Linked DNA regions of Homo sapiens: region 2 is linked to region 1. A link is an interaction called in ENCODE POLR2A ChIA-PET data of the cell type or tissue named here. Cell type or tissue: MCF 10A. All regions are shown on one strand. Each heading gives the region's core, and the rest is flanking DNA. Links, peaks and the distances in the headings are about the cores only. Region 1 holds the start of RNF228 (ring finger protein 228). Region 2 overlaps SGPP2 (sphingosine-1-phosphate phosphatase 2).

The links. Peaks named below come from ENCODE experiments on the same cell type or tissue, not always from the same donor. Only the 100,000 strongest peaks of a DNase experiment are listed, where the experiment ranks them.
Region 2: POLR2A ChIA-PET joins it to region 1 with 11 read pairs; 2 of 35 experiments call an interaction of 5 or more read pairs at or near these places.

What each region holds. Positions count from the first base shown.
Region 1 is chr2:222,314,929-222,323,262 of GRCh38, forward strand. It overlaps RNF228 (ring finger protein 228), which reads right to left and starts at 5,227. Exons shown (of 1, transcript NM_001395871.1): 1 at 1-5,227. The coding sequence starts at 5,137. The coding sequence ends at 4,100. CT75 (cancer/testis associated transcript 75) reads left to right here and starts at 3,543. Exons shown (of 4, transcript NR_136642.1): 1 at 3,543-4,442. RefSeq lists enhancers at 3,236-3,831, 3,608-3,657 and silencers at 4,128-4,457, 5,098-5,407. In MCF 10A, for the core only: CTCF peaks have their summits at 3,190 and 4,308 (motif pointing right); DNase peaks (open chromatin) are centred at 3,223 and 3,473.
Region 2 is chr2:222,449,191-222,457,524 of GRCh38, forward strand. The region is part of intron 1 of SGPP2 (sphingosine-1-phosphate phosphatase 2); the gene reads left to right. It also overlaps the pseudogene NANOGP2. Among named protein-coding and RNA genes, the nearest start is that of SGPP2, 29 kb to the left of the region's middle. RefSeq lists an enhancer at 2,380-2,429. In MCF 10A, for the core only: no CTCF peak of the experiment used is centred there; a DNase peak (open chromatin) is centred at 3,531.

The DNA.
Region 1 (8,334 bases), core at 200-8,199:
TAAAATGTCACACAATGCAGAACTGATTAAAAATGGAGGCCAAATGTCCTTTAGTCTCTCTAGCGGTTCCTATCGCTGAATATAAAACAGTAAGAGTTCCACTGTTATAGTGCTAATTTTTCTCAAAACTCAAAGTGCTTGCCATAAGTATTTTTTTTTTTTTGCCTTTCAAAAATTCTTATGAAGTAGGGAAGGAAACTATTTACCTAAGCCTCCCAGGATCTCAGGAGTTATGGTCAGTGTGAGTCTGGAAAGCCAAGTCACTTAAGATTAATTCCAGAGTGTCCCTTCAGCAGACTCAACAGAACATTTATCAGCCACTCACTATGTGCCCAGAACTGGTTAAGGCTTTGCAGATCAAATGGATGACCAGATAGACAAAGTTCCTGTTTATGTCTTTACATTCTGCAGGAGAGTGATGAAAAATGCAACTGATAACTAAGACTACTGCAAACAGTATAACACATATTATACAAAGTAAATCTCATTAAGAAAGTAAAACTGGGATAGATACCCACTGGGAATAGAGTGGCCAGGGCAGACCTCTCTGGGGAGGTAATATTAGACACTTGGAGACCTAAATAAAAGCAAGGTCCATATAGGGCTTTAGTTTCCAAAGAATTTTCATGAATTTACCCTCTTATGTGTACAAATCTTCACACCAACTCCATGAGGTAGGGGGCGCTGATACTCCCCACCCCTAATTTTATAGATGGGGAGCCTGAGACTCAAAGGAGGTTAAATGATTTTTAACGGTCTTTCCGACTAAAGAGAGAACCAATGTTCAGGCTTACACCTCCTGCCTGCAGATACTGACCCCAAATCCAATGTGCTTTCTAGATGTGCCTGTTGTTCACTAAATCATATTGTATTCAGAGACTGAATGTTTAATTCGCCACCTGCATCATGAGTTTCTTTCACCTGAAATGTAGATCCTATGAAAGCATGATGATGAGTCTAACCTGTAGCCCTAGAACCTAGGCAGAATGTGGCCCATGGGGACCAGGAGTTTCCAAGCAGGTACAGAGACCAGACCAGGCCTGGCTTTTTGTAGTGACTCTACTGGTAGTAGAGGTGTCCAGGATTGAATCAAGCTTTTCCAAGATGAAGAGTTGCCATGGGAAGGGAAAAAAAAATACCACTTTCACCAGGAATCCTCCAGACAACTTACTTGCTATTTCAACAATTACTTCTTAAACTCCTGCTTTGTCTAAGGTGCTGGTGTATAGGTGTTTCCACGTAAATATAAATGATTAAACCCAATCTGCTGAATGGAGAGAGGGGAGAGAGACCTGAATGCCAGATAACCACTAGAAACCAGACAGATATTTTCCATGACCACATCCTGCCACTCAGTTCCTGATGGCAAAATCAGAAATTAGCAATAAAGCATGGTAAGCCACAGAAAATCTCTCTCCATGTTTAGATACTGATCTGCTAAGTGTGTCTCTTTGACTTCAAAGTATTCTAACTCAAATTTCAATTACATGAAATTTACACGTGCAATCTATAATAGAAGCAAAATGTGGCTTCTGTTGCCATCGAGGTGATTCAAGAATGTATTTCTCAGTTATGAGGAATCTTTTAGGTTACATTATTGGCATACTTCTCTGGAGCACAAATAAACTCTAAAAAGAAACCTGGTGCCCAAAGTAACCTTAGACAGACTTCTAGGTTGCCAGTTTAGCACACATAAAAAACTCATGTGTGTGTACACATGTACAATGGTTACAGCCACAAAGCCAAGTTGTTACCAGTATGCATATATTTTATACATAATATATCTTTAAACATAAACCTAATACATACATATATACATGTGTAGCTGCACTTGTGCAACTCAACAGTTTTTAGTGCAAACAGAATCTTAGTAATGGAGGTAAATAAAGAATGAATAAGAGGTAAAAATGGATATAGAAGTAAAACACAAGACATGGGGGTATAAATAAATTAAAACTAAGTTCTGAAAAGTGACTTTTAGTAATAGAAACCTAAAAACATTTCATAGAAGGCAAGAACAAAGTCTGACAACAGAGTTTAGTTTTAGTGGACATTGTGGTAGTAAATATGTAAGTTACTTCTCTCTTCAGAATACAACAGATCTCACTGGGCCTTCCAGGGTCATTATTCCTAGAAATAATCCCACTAAATGCCCATCTTAGCAACGCACATTTCCATGTGTGAGTTATTTCTCTCTCAGCCCCATTTAAAAATGTGAAATTTGGATTTAGAAGGGGACATGTATTTAAGGAAGAGAAGTGCCACACAAATAATGGAGCAATTTTACCATGAAATTAATGTCATGAAAATAGATATTTCTATAAATACCTCTTGTTTTTATTATTAAGACAATGCAGACATAAAACACTTCATACTGTAGTTTCTACATTGCAGCCAAACCACTTATCAATGGCCAATAAATTACTTCACTCCTATGATAGATACAAATGCTCGATTCAAGTTCAATTAATAGAATAGTGTCAGGATATCATGCAGACAGCTTGCATAAATACTCGAGGAATAATAGCATACCTTCAGTAGATTCTGTGATTTTTAAGCATGAAAACTTTGTCTTATTCCAAATTTCAAAAGATGGAATAAAGAATGTTTTCATATAAAATACATTTGGAACAGTTTTCCTTCTTAAAAAAAAAGGCATCTAACCCACTTGCAACATATACTGGCAATTCATCTTTGTAGTTACAAAATCAGATAGATATATATTCTTTTTCATCTCATGTGACTGTATGTGAACATTTCAGTAATTCCAACAATATCAAACAGCTAAATTCAAAATCATATAATACTTTCTAATAAGTGTATACGATATATATCTTTTGTAGCCAAAGGCAGAAAGACCTTCAGTTAGTTGATTTCATGTTTGGGCACTAGTTTATATTTTATCAGATAATTAAAAGTCATTAGTTATTTCACAGTATAAAATATTGAATCAATTACCAACAGGCTTTTATTTTCTGCTCCTAATTTCGAAATGTATTTGGACTCGAGGTATGGGAATAATGTCACTGCTTATCAAACAATTTTCTGGAAATCTTAATGCACAAAAATTTCCAGATTTATATATTCAAAAATAAATTATATGTTAAATGAAATTAAGAAAAAAAGGCGAGGGGAAGGAGAAAATCTAGTTTATATTCTGTGTGAATAGCTTTCAATATCTTCCAGGTGGGGGCAACCGTAAGCCACTTTTGAGAGAAGGGAGAACAGGCTCTTTAAGCTCCCTGAGTCTAGTTACAGAAGACTTCCTGGCAGTAACACCGTGAATAAAACAACCACAAGCTTCCAGGAGATGAGACTTCTAGGCTCTGCTCCAGACAACACCCGGCCATGGGCAACAGGGCCCACCGCCCTGGGCGCGCCGCAGCCTCGGCCACTCCGAGTCGGCTCCGATCGCGCACGCGCGCCGTGCACCTGCCCCATCGCGCCCAGCTGCTGCCTGAGCTCCGGGCACGCCCGCGCTGTGCCGGCGGGGAGTGTCCGTCACTCTCAGCGCTCAGGATCTCTCCCTTTCCAGGACCGCTAGGAAGCAGGAAATCCTTTTCCTCTCACGTTTACATCCCATTCATTCTTCCTCCGGGCAATTCAAGTCCATTCACAGCCGCCACAGATGCACGTGTGCACGCGCGCAGCTGCACCTTTAAAGAAACTCTCAAGTCCTGGCGGCCAGAAAACCAGCTTTCAGGCGGGGCGGTGGGGCTCCCCCTCCCCTTGCTTCGTCTCTGCAGATCTTTGTGCTCTAGGGAGGGATGGCCGCACATTCTGACGAGGACGAGGGTGGTGCATAACGCGGAGGTCAATTTTGCACAGTCCAGGCAAAAGAGACCCCCCCCCCCCACCAACATCCCTTCCTGTTCAGTTTCCCTCTCTGGCCCAGCGCGAAGGGCGAGGGGCGACAGAAGCCCGAGGGACAGAAAACCGAGGCTCCTCAGTGGCCGAGTTGGGAGAGAGTGTGAGTCCAGGAGAGCCCGGGGGCAGCAGGGAGAGGGTGCAGAAGCTCGAGCGCACCGAGCCAGAGGCCCCCTCTTCTCCCGCCACGCGGGGCTGGAGGTGCAGGCGCCGGTTCCGCGGCGTGGCCCGGCTATGTGTCGCTCCTCCGCGCGCCGCCCGCCGCAGCCCGTGCCCTCGGGCCGCCGCCGCCGCCGCTGCCCCCCGTCGAGCCCGCGGCCGCACCCTCGGGCCGATACTTGAGCCAGCAGATGACCCAGGTGACAACGACCGAGAAGAGTGCCAGGATGCTGGCCACCGACAGGCAGATGGGCCCCACGGGCGAGGGCGAGGGCGACCCGGTGGCCGGTGCCTCGCCAGGGGGCGCCCCGCCTCCGGGGGTTCCCCCGCCGCCGTAGTGGTTGACGAAGATGAGGCCGGTGAAGAGCAGCACCACCATGGAGAGGAAGGAGAAGACCACGCACACGCAGCCAGCGGTGAGCGCCGCGCGCTTGCAGTTCTGGCAGCTGTCGTAGGCGCCCGGGGCGCGCAGGCCGGGGCGGGCTCGAGGCCCGGGGGCCGCGTCCTCGGCAGGCGGCGGCGGCGGCGGCTGCGGTGGGGCGGGGGAGGGCGGCGGTGGCGGGGCCGGGGTGGGCGGCGGGGCAGCAGCGGGCGCGGGCAGGCGCGCGGGCAGCGGCGGGAGGCGGTCCTGGGGCAGCGGGTCGTGCGCTGCGCGCAAAGCCAGCGGGAAGGCCTCGGCTAGCTTGGTGTTGTTGGGCAGGCCGTGCACGCGGCTGTCGGGCAGCGGCGTGCGGTGGCGGCACACCGGGCACGCGATGGCGCCGGGCGGGCAGAGCCAGGGCGGCGGGCGCGGCGGGCGCTCAGGCGCGGCGGCAGCGGCGGCGGCGGCGGCGGCGCGGAGCTGCAGCTGGCTCAGGCACTCCTGGCAGAAGGTGTGCAAGCACGCCAGCAGCTTGGGCGCGCGCCGGTCCGCGTCGAAGTAGTTGTAGCAGATTTTGCACTCGTAGTCCTCAAGCGGAGGGAGGCCGGAGACCGTCTCCGCTGCGTCCCGGGCTCCTGCGTCTCCGCAGTCCGGGGCTCCCTTCGCGGCGACCCCAGCTCCCTCCCGGCTCCCGGGGCTGCTGCTTGGGCTCTGCTGGCTGCCGCCGCTGTCGCTCGCCGGCGCTGCCATGGCATGATCCGCCCCTCATCGGGGGCAAGGTGAGGTGCCTTCCTCCCCCTGCACCGCCGCCTGGGCTCCGGGCGGGGAGGAGGCGCTTCTGCCTCCCCCCTCTGACTGCTGTCGCCTGGCGGGGGAGGCACCGCTGGCTGGGCCAGGCGGGGGCGCAGCAGCGACCGCCTCCCCCTCCCGCCTCCCCGTCCCCCGCCCCCGGCGCGTGCACCACGGTCCCTCCCCGTCCCTGGGCTCCTCTGCAGTCCCCCTCGGCCTTCTCAACGCAGCTTTCCCAGCAGCTTAGGATATCGGTTTTTGTTGGACTTGAAATTGGGAGTTGAGGGCGGCCTGGAGGCGCTCGGGAAGGAGATTTGGGGTGCGGCTGCTTATAAAGATGTTGCCTTTTACCCCAGCAGTCCCCCGCCCCCTACGCGGGGTGGTGGCAGGAAACCGGTTCCTGAGTTTTCCTTCTTTCTCTTCCTCGACACGACCTCCCCACCAGTGTGTTTCTGTTTATCCTCCTCGCCCGGGGGCTGGGTCCCTGGCGAAGCCTCGTTTTCACCCACCCACCCCCAAGCCAGAGCTCACCAGTGATGTAATGCGGGACCCGCGCGGGGAGGGGAAACGGCAGCCTCAACCGCCTGGCAGCGGCGGTTTCTTCTCTTCGTGAAAATCGTGATCTCATCTCTCCGTCCATGGGCGAAAAAACAGCCATCACCAGGCCATTCACGCTTTGTGCTTTTGTTAGCAGAGCCCAGGCAGCCCTGCAGCCCACATCTAGGGTACAAACGGAACGGCGGCGTTTTCCTTGTATCATTTAGAGGAAATTTTTGAGCTGAACAGTATTTTTTTTCTCCCTCTCTCTCTCTCTGAAATATTGCTGAGATTTAAAGGAGGACGAAGACAACAGATTCATAGCTGGGTCTTGCTGTTTTCCTGACGCTGACCACAGCGGATCTAGGTGGCTATTTCGTTGGTGCACAGGCGTTCACAGAGGCAGAGAGGGGAGAAAGTTGTCAAACAGATTCACAGACTGTCAAAGTGCGGCTTAAACCGAGTTCCTGGGCTCCCTCACTGGCTTCGTCCACTTAAACTTTTAACGTACACATGTAGAGAGCTGAAACTCCAGGGGTAACATGGGACAGGTCCTCTTGATTTAATGAAAACAGAAGATCAACTGGACCGGGTAGCAAGAAATAAGGCTTAAGAAGCACTGGGTAGGTGACAGGAGTGGTGGGCTTGAGGACCAACTGAGGGGTGGTGTTCAGATACTCCTAACCAGAAAGTCTGTCCCCCGATTTCTCCAGGTTGGGCCTCACCCTATGAGCAGGGAACCCACCTTCCCCCTCAACAAAAGAAAAGATGACTTTGGAATGTTCTGGATTCCCACAGCTGGGAATGTTCCTACTTTTTTTTCAGTTTCTCTGCAGAAGACAGCAAGATGCCCCAGGGAATGTTTGTGAAAAAGGATGACTGGATGGGAAGCAAGCTGAAGAAAAAGAAGGAAAGAAAGAGAGAAATCAGTAAATCACCACACAAGAGGTGGAGAAGAGGACTTATAAATATTGTTTCTATGACATTTGAAAATAAATGTTTTACTCCATGCTAATAGTGAATGTGATGTCTTCAGTTTGAAGGGCTTTAAGTGAAGCTCATTAAAACCCACTATTTTCCATTTCCTAGTTTTTAATTTTGTAATTATTACTTGGGGTAATAACATTCTTTCAATTTTTTAAGCATTTCACTTAGTGATGGGGTGGTGATCAGAGAGGGTGGGTTGAGGGGACATCCTGAGAAGGCCTTAGTCTGGCCTTGGAATATTACAAAGTGACACTAACCTAACTATAGGAAGTGGCTTTCTGTCCTCTTTCCCTCATTTAGTTGTATGATTGGGAAAAGCCTGAAAATGCTCATTTATGCAGTGTTAAACTGGGTTCTTGTGCTTTAAGCCTTGAGTAGCTGTGTGCTGAGATGAGACGTAATGCTGATGTAGGACATATTTAAAACAGAGTATCTGGGAGAAGAGAAGCACATGAACAGGAGGGCTAGTGTGGCCTCCATACCAAGTGACTAAAAATAGTTCTGAAGGTCTGTATGTTTGAATATGGTGTGCATATGGGCAAAACACTTAAGATTTTGAAGCTTCACTTTATTATGCATTCTCACCATTGAATGACAGACTTGAGGAACAGAGTGTAGGATGACACTGGGCTTTCTCAAGCTCAGCATAATTGACATTTGGAGCTGGATAAGTCTTTGATGTGGGGCTGTTCTGGGCATTGTTCAATGTTTAGCAGCATCTCTGGCCTCTACACACTTGATCTCAGTAACACCTCTCCCCAGTTGTGACAACCAAAAATGTCTCTGGTTGAGGACCATGGAGCTACCACAAAGTCACAGATTTGGTTAAAGTGAAACCAAAAGCAGTAATATCTTACAGCTCCTAACTAGTGTAAGATAGCATTCTCAAAGAATTTAATGACTACAGGCATTTCTTCTATAGCTCATGGTCATTTAGATAATACTGAACTCTCTTTGAGAGGTCCAGTACAGCTTTTGTCAATAACACATCCTGTTGATGGAGTCATAAACAATTGCGAGAATTTGGTTAACCATAGTAAAATTTACTGTCTGAGTTTGGATAGGTTTTTCAGAGGAGCCCAAATCAATTATTTTATATCCTAGAGTCAATCATTCATTTTTAGGACTCTTAAAAATGCCATGTGGGGCTTCTGTAGGTACAGGGAGGAGGCGTGACATTGCTAAAGAGTGTGAGTTTGTGTGACACAGGCCATAGACACCTGCCTTAACAGACTGTCAGGCCAGTGCCAGTGTCACCTGAAGGTTTAAGTAGTAAAGCCTGGTCATTCATGTAGGAATTAGAGTTCCACTTTAGAGAAAGATGTATTGAAAGGGATCAGAAACAAGGAACTCGGCATAAGTTGAGCATCCCTAATTTAAACATCTAAAATCCAAAACTTTTTGAGCACCAACATGATGCCACAAGTGAAAAAATTCTACACCTGACCTCATGCGATGCATATATAAATTAATATAATATTAAAAATATTATATAGGCTGGGTACAGTGGCACAAATCCATAATCCCAGCACTTTAGGAGGCTGAGGCGGGTGGATCACTTGAGATCGGGAGTTCGAGACCAGCCTGGCCAATGTGGTGAAACTCCGTCTCTAAGAAAAAATACAAAAATTAGC
Region 2 (8,334 bases), core at 154-8,153, 130 kb after region 1:
AATGAACCTTCTCTAAGACATTGAGGGTGGGGCTGCTATTTGGAGAAGGGAAAAGAGCTCACAGTTAACTGGTCAGAACATCATCCACTTTTTGACATTTTGATTGCAGGCTTTGGCATTTTGGGTGAGGACACACAAACACAAATTCATTTAGTTAACCTAGGACTGAAAAGCCCACCTGGGCCAGGTGAAAAACAAAAATGGTCAGGTTTACAACTTTGAAGAACTTGGAGAACACGTGCCCCATCCTAAGGATGCAGCCTTTACTCAGGTCAGCCAATTTTTTTTTTTTTTTTTGAGACGGAGTCTCGCTCTGTCACCCAGGCTGGAGTGCAGTGGTGCGATCTCAACTCACTGCAACCTCTGCCTCCCAAGTTCAAGTGATTCTCCTGCCTCAGCCTCCCAAGTAGCTGGGACTATAGGCACCTGCCACCACGCCCTGCTAATTTTTTGTATTTCTAGTAGAGATGGGGTTTCACCATGTTAGCCAATTCTTATCACAAGGACTGTGGGAATGCACACTGCTGCCAAGCTGATTTTCAAGAGCAGTATGAAATCTGGGGAGTTTTAAAATTCTGGCAACTAATTTTCTAAAAGCCAGTTATGTGTGTACCAAGGGGAATGTAGATCTGTGGGTCATAATTCCATGTGCAGGGTGCTTGTTTGTGACTTCTGATCTGTGAGGTCACCTTGGTCCATTGGCCCTGCTAGCAAGTATGGGAATGAGCATCTCTCCAAGTTCAGACACGGGTTTGAGGTGGCAGAATTTGTCTTTTAAAATGGAAAACCTCTATATTTATATTTATGAGCTGAACCATAAGAAATTGACATTTTTGTGTATCAACAATAATCAAATATTGTCAATTTCATGTGCTTCAATCTAAAAGGAATCATCCACTTAAGAGAAACTAGAATATGAAATATAGACTGTGTTCTGTCCTGCAGCATCAAACATTTCTGCCTCCTCTGAGACGAAGAAAGCACTCACTAACTGTTCCAGCACCCCACGTTATTTACTAGCAGACCATGCCTGGCAGATGGAGGTGACATCAGCCATTGCCTGAGTAACATCCATCTTCTCATTTGCACCAAGCAGCTTAAAGAGTCTGCCCTTCCTGGGACTAATGGCTTTAATATTAACATTGTTGAAGCTCCTTTTAGCAGCAGCATAGCCATTTGTGGAAATTTTCCAAATAATCATCTTTCTCTTCTTTTATCTTTCCTTCCATCAATTAGTTATAGGCTATCATTTTCTACAGATATTTTTAGTTTCTATGGATATCATTGCAGAAATCAACTGGACATAGCTGAGGATGAAACAATTGTTACCCTCAGGTAGGTGGACAGACTCCACCTCCAAAAGCAGTAAGATGGGTTTCATCCAGGATCCGCAACTTCAGTGATTCAGGTGTGAATCGAATTGCTTACTGATGGTGCATTCTGTTAAACAAAAACGTGCATTGAGAGAGACACAGCTGGCAGACGACCTAATGGGAACCTGGAGGGGAGGTTCTACCTCGGATGCCACATCTTCCCTCCCACTCCCAGACCAAATCCTGGGGTTTGAAAAGGGGGTTGGTACCAAACCTTTGCCATGTTTGAGAGAAAGACAGGAAGAGAGCCTCACTTTTCTCACTGGCTTTCCCATGCATCCTAGAACTCGAACTCTGATGAAAGCATTTCTTTAGTTCCAAGAGCTCTCTGGATGAATAGGGTAATGGGTTTCTTTTTATTTTCTGCATCTTTTTTTTAACTATTTAATGTTTACTTCATATTGATTTATAAACAACAACCTCTTTGTGAATTTCCTTCATAATATAGAAAATGTATTTTGACCAAATGTATAATGCATTTTTATTGTCTTAATTAACTGGAATTCCAACATTCCCTTCCCCCATTTCTTTGCTTTTAATGAAAAGTAGCAAATGAATAAAAACCATACAAAAAGAGAAAAAAAAAAAAAAAACTGCAATCAGAGATTTAACCAAACAAAACTCCCCACTAAAACCAAACTTTCCAGAAACAATTTTCAAAGTTCCTATGAAATCAATCATCTGGAGGGATATTTTAAAGGGAAAAAAGTGCTCTGTAAAATGATTAGCTTAGTTTCTTCATGTGACCTAAAAAAGGGCAGGTGGATGTAATCAACTTCTCACCCCATTGATGGCGAATACTTTGAAAGTCATATTAATCATTTAGAAAGTATGTGACCACACATGAGACACTCCAGTTGCCTCTTTGTCTGGTCTCATAAGTGTGTACAGAATTATTTTGATGTGCCCAAGGCACCTAAACCCTACACGCTCTGTGTGGCTGACTGAGAAACTGCAGAGCAGATGTCTGAAGGGCTGATGTGCTGAGCCCTGGGCTGTGTCGTGAGGCACAGCCATCTCCAGCTAGCCTTGCTTTTATCTGCCACTTGCTAGACTTTCCCACTGACCACAGGCTCCCCGCAGCTTTGTGCCTCGGTTTATAGATTGATGGCAATGCAAGGGGACTAAAAGTAAAGGAAGATAAATATCAAACTCTTAATCAAAGGAAGGAAGAGAAGGGAAAAGATCTATAAATTCAAAAATATTTTTTCATGTTTGCTGAGCATGGTAGCAGAGATACATGGAAACTCATGGCCTAGCAGTTGTTTAATGCTGATGGGTGGAGTAATCATCATTATTATTATCAACAAGAACTTTTATTTACTCAGCACTTTCTGTATGTCAGGCACTGTCTAAATGCTTCTCATGCATCGATGCATTTAATTTTCACAGCTCTGTAAAGTAAGTACAGTTGACTCTTGAGCAACATGGATTTGAACTGTTTGGGATCACTAATAATAGATTTTCTTTTTTTTTCACATCAATTTGTACTTTTATTTCTTATTCTTGAGGTTAGATTCTAAACCCTAAAGATATCCAAACTGTATTAGATCTACTTATCTATAGCCAGAGACAGCTTCTATCATGTTGTCCTTAGCAGCCAAGGTTATTAAAATGTCTTTTCTCCAGGAAGATCCAATAGGAAAAAAGAAAGAAACCTCTCTGATTAGGCTTCAACCATACCCCACCCTCCATCATATTGACTGGATAGGCATAATGGAAACCAGAACATGTGGTTTCCAAAAAAGAAAAATCCTATGAGGGAGGGGAGGAGGGGAGAGGAAGGATTCAGCCAGTGCCCAGAGTCAAATTGAGTAATATCAATTTCACTCTCCTTCACAGATCTTCAAGTTGTATGTTCATGGAGTAGTTTAGGAATAAATCCATGGTTTGTGGAGTACTAAAATACCTAGTTGTCTGCTTTATTACGTTATGGCTTTCCCCAGCAGTTTCCAAGGCAAACTGGCAGGAGAATTTGGCTGGAACTACATGCAGGACTGTAGAGATTCCTCTCCACAGTTATAGAAGGGACTGTTCCAGGCCTGATTGTTCCAGAACTGGGTGCACCAGGTCTGAGTGTTCCAGGAGTAGTTGCTCCAGGACTGGATGTTCAGGCTGTGGTTGCTGCAGCTTGAATTGCTCCAGGTCTGGTTGCTCCACATTGGAAGGTTTCCAGTCGTGTTCACCAGGCATTCCTGGTGGTAAGAAGAGTAGAGGCTGGGGTAGGTAGGTGCTGAGGCCTGAGTCACACCATTGCTATTCTGCGGCCAGTTGTTTTTCTGCCACCTCTTAGATTTCATTCTCTGGTTCTGGAACCAGGTCTTCACCTGTTTGTAGCTAAGGTTCAGGATATTGGAAAGTTCTTGCATCTGTTGAAGGCTGAGGTATTTCTGTCTCTGAAATCTATCATTGAGTACACACAGCTGGGTGGAAGAGAACACAGTTCTGGTCTTCTGTTTCTTGACTGGGACCTTGTCTTCCTTCTTTTGTGGCGCTATTCTCTGCAGCAGTGGGTTGTTTGCCTTTGGGACTGGTAGGAGAATCAGGACTATCCTCAGATCCATGGAGGAAGGAAGAGGAGAGACAGTCGCAGTGTGAGGCATCTCAGCAGGAGACATTTGCAAGGATGGATAGTTTCTTCAGGCCCACAAATGACAGGCATAGGTGAAGATTCTTTACAATCAGATGCTTTGAAGCCAGGCAGGTTTGGGGACAAGCTGGATTCACACTCATGTTATTACTGGGGAAGAGAAGTAAAAAATTTAAGAGCTGGACTGGAAAAAAGGCTAAGGCAGCGTTAAGACTTTTCTGGAAGATCTTAGAGAAATATGACCTCCAGAAGTGAAAGTATCAAGAAGTTGGGATGAAGTGAGCCACCTCCACAACAACAGGAGGCAACCAGCTCAGCCCAGCAAAATGTCAATGACAGATTTTCTTCCACCTCTGCCACCCCTAAGACAGCAAAACCAACCCCTCCTTTTCCTCCTTCTCCTCAGCCTACTCAACATGAAGACAAGGAAAAAAAAAATGTGATGATCTACTTTCACTTAATCAATATTAAATATATTTTCCTTATGATTTGCTTAATAACATTTTCTTTTCTCTAGATTACTTTATTATAAGAATACAGTATATAATGCATAGAACATATAAAATATATGTTGATTGACTGTTTATGTTATAAGTAAGGCTTCCAGTTAACAGTAGGCTATTAGTAGTCAAGCTTTTAGGGAACCAAATGTTATATGCAAATTTTTGACTGCACAGGGGTCAGCACCCCTAACCCGTGCATTGTTCAAGGGTCAACTGTATTTTATGTTATATAGTTGAGGAAACGGAGGCACAGTGAGATTAACTCACTTGTCCAGGGCCACACAGCTAGTGAATAGTAAAGCAAGGATTGAAACCCAAGTTTTTAACAATAGTACTGACCTGCCTCTTTTGATAAGCGTGCTAGAGAACATTTGGTTTATTTCCAAAAGTGTAGATGCATTTTGTAATCTTTTACTTTTGTTAACAATTACCATTTAATTTTCCTCTCTAGCAAGGAGGTCCTTTTGAATCCTTCAAAAATTTAAGCATTTTTACTTCATGATTTTTTTTGCCAATACAAACAGAAAATTTTCTCTCTAACCTGCAAGCATCTGAAGATAAAGAGAGGAGAGCCTGCTGGTGTTTATCTTTCTCAAAAAGATAACGGGAAATATGACTCAGGTGGCTCTTGAGAGATGCTGTTCCCATTGCTGATGTTCAGTGTTTTATATCTGCTGTCTGGATTTGACTTGGAGAAAAGCATGCAAGGTGAAATGTGCTTACAACTCTCTGCCAAGGTGAAAACCTCAATACTATAATAGGAGAGCTTGGATGAGGAAGGAGTGAGTTCAGAGATAAATAACTTGACTCTATCTTGTGATAAATTCTGAAGTGGTCTGTTATGAAAGTCCCTTTCAGACCTATGGGTCAAAGTAGATTTTCTTTAATGTGAACCACAGTGATTTCACAGGTACAGTGTAATGGAGGACCAGAAACACACATAGACTTGTTCCTGGATAGCTGAGCTTCTTAGACTTGACAAGCAGGCTTCTGCTTGATTAGCTGAAAACTCAGGCAAGTGTGAGCCTCATTCCCTTCTGTGAAAATGAGGCAATTGGACCAAACAGTGGAGCTGTTAAAAAAAAAAAAAAAAACAGGCCAATTTGAACCTCACTCCAGATCTAGTAAATCAGGCTCCTGGAGTAGAGTCCAGGTATGTGTATTTTTCAAAGCTCCTTGGGTGTCATTAAGAACCCGTAGATGGCTACTTTCTAACCAGAATGTGTGCTAATGGCATGCTCCACTTTTATTTCTCTGTCTCTTCAGACAACAAGCATTTGTTGAATGCTTACTGCGTGGTGGGCAGAACAACAGCCATTGTGTTGATGCCAGGAATTCTGCAGGAACAAGGTGCCCAGCGTCCTTGCCTTCAAGGAGCTTGAAGTCTAGTTTAGATGAAAAAAACTAACAGGTACAAGAGTAAGAGAATTAGGCTGGTCATGGTGGCATACATCTGTAATCCCAGCTACTTGGGAGGCCAAGGCGGGAGGATTGCTTGACCCCAAGAGTTCAAGACCAGCCTGGACAACATAGTGAGACCCCCCACCACTCCAATCTCTTTAAAAAAAAAAAAAGTTTAAGAGAATTTCAGATGGGCTACAAGCTATGAAGAAGATAGAACAGGGTTATGATGTGGAGCCAGGGAGGTGAGGGCTTGAGAAGGCATCTCTGAACGGAGATGTGTAGGGGAGATGGAATCTCAGAGATGCGAAGGAGCCAACCAGGAGGAGAGTGTGCTTAGGACAAAGCTCAGGAGGCTGGAATGTGCAAGACATGCTCGAGTAAGAGGCAGTAAGCAACGGCCAGAGTGGCTGGAACATAAAAAAGGAGAGGCAGGGAGGTAGGAGAGAGGAGCAGAGGTCAGATCTCAGTCCTTGACCATGGCTGTGCTTTGGGACTTTATTCTGAGTGTGATTGGGAGCCATTGGAGGATGGAGATTGTTTTCAGAAATGAATTGATTCTTGATTTTCATTTGAATAAGACCATTTGGGCTGCTCTGTACAATACCTGACAAGGTGGTTATAAAATTATTACTTGATATTTGACTAATTAGGCTTTATTTTCTTAACTTGGGATATAACTCACATACAATGAAGTTTACTCTTCTAAAATGTAAAACTCGGCTAGGTGCAGTGGTTCATGCCTGTAATCCCAATGCTTTGGGAGCCCAGGAGTTTGATGCTTCAGTGAGCTATGATTGAACCACTGTGCTCCAGCCTGGGCAACAGAGTGAGACCCTGTTTCTACAAAAGTTTTTAAAAATTAAAAAATATTCCCCGGGTGTGGTGACATGTGTCTATAGTCGCAGCAACTTGGGAGGCTAAGGTGGGAGGATTGCTTGAGCCCAGGAGTTTGAGGCTATGGTGAGCTATGACTGTGCCACTACACTCCAGTCTGGGCAATAGAGCAAGACCCTGTCTCTAAAATAAATAAATAAATGTACAACTCAGAGGTTTTTAGTATATTCACAAAGCTGTGCAACCATCACTATTATCTGCTTTTAGAATTTAAGAATAAATTGCTTTAATTTGCAAAAAATGTGATGGTATAGGAAATCATAGTACTGATCCTGGAGTAAATAAAAGAAAACTTGGCTGGGATGATGGAGAAAACACTCAGACTCTCCCATTCCACACATCTAATGTAAATTTTGTGTGATGATGGACATGTTCTGTATTGCACCGTCCATATTGGGAGCCACTAGCCTCACGTGGCTGTTGAGCACTTGAAATGCAACTGGTACTATTGGGAACTGGATCTTTTATTTTGTTAAATTTAAATAGCCACATATGGATACCATATTGAACAGCACAGCTCTATGGCAGCTTACAAATTCATAGTCTTATCTGAGATCATTTTCCCCGTCTCTCCTACCTCCCCGGTGTCTAAAATGATTGAAATGTTGAAGCATATTTATTGTATTTATACCTAATCCTCAGTACAAAGAAAAAGCTGGAGAGTTCCCACAAGGAATCTAGATGACAAGAGGCATAAAGGATGGATGACAGATTCTAAGCATCTTCTGGGGTAGAATAGGATCTGAGTGGGAGTTAACCTGGTTGTCAACACATGGGTGACATCTGTATGCTCATGGAAGGCAAAGGCAAGTGATGACCTCAGCCCCAGCTTCACAACTCACAGCGAATAAAAATAATTCCCAAAGCAGAATATTTTAAGAGGGCAATAAAGTAAGGTTATCTCTCCTGCTCCACTTGTGGGTTGCATGTGACAATAGTAACAAAATCACCCTTTCTAGGATTATGTCCCTGAACTATTTAAGAAGCTTCAAAGCGCCATGAAAGACTCTAAACTCTCATGGTTAAACTCATTAAGCCCTACCCTCCCCAAGTTCCATTTAAGCTGTTTCTATTATTTAAAAAGAAAAAAGAAAAAAAAATCTTCAGAGCCTTGCATTTTTGTCTAGAGGATTTGCTTTTCCATCCTTCATAAGTAGAAAAGTAGCCCAGGAGGAGCCTTAAGCTTTATTAATATTATAAAATATTCAGTGGTTTTTTTAATTGTTCATTTCCTGTTTTTTTTTTAACTACCATGTTTTGCAAATATGAGGCATACATGAAGGTAAACAAGTTTAAGATGTTTCTTGTCTTAAAACTTCCTGTATTATTTTGGAGCCAGAATAAATTCTTGATATTTATTATGTACGATGTTATGAAAAGATGAGATGACCTTTAATGTGTAAGGCCTATGCATTAATATTTGCCTATAAAATATGGCATGTTCCATAGAAGACCAGAAATACTCTCTTATTACCTGACAGATGTAGAAGGAAAAAAGCAATCAGGCGACCTCTAAAATTGCGAGCTTTTAAGGTAAACACAAATGTAGACTGAGATTCCATAGGTCAAT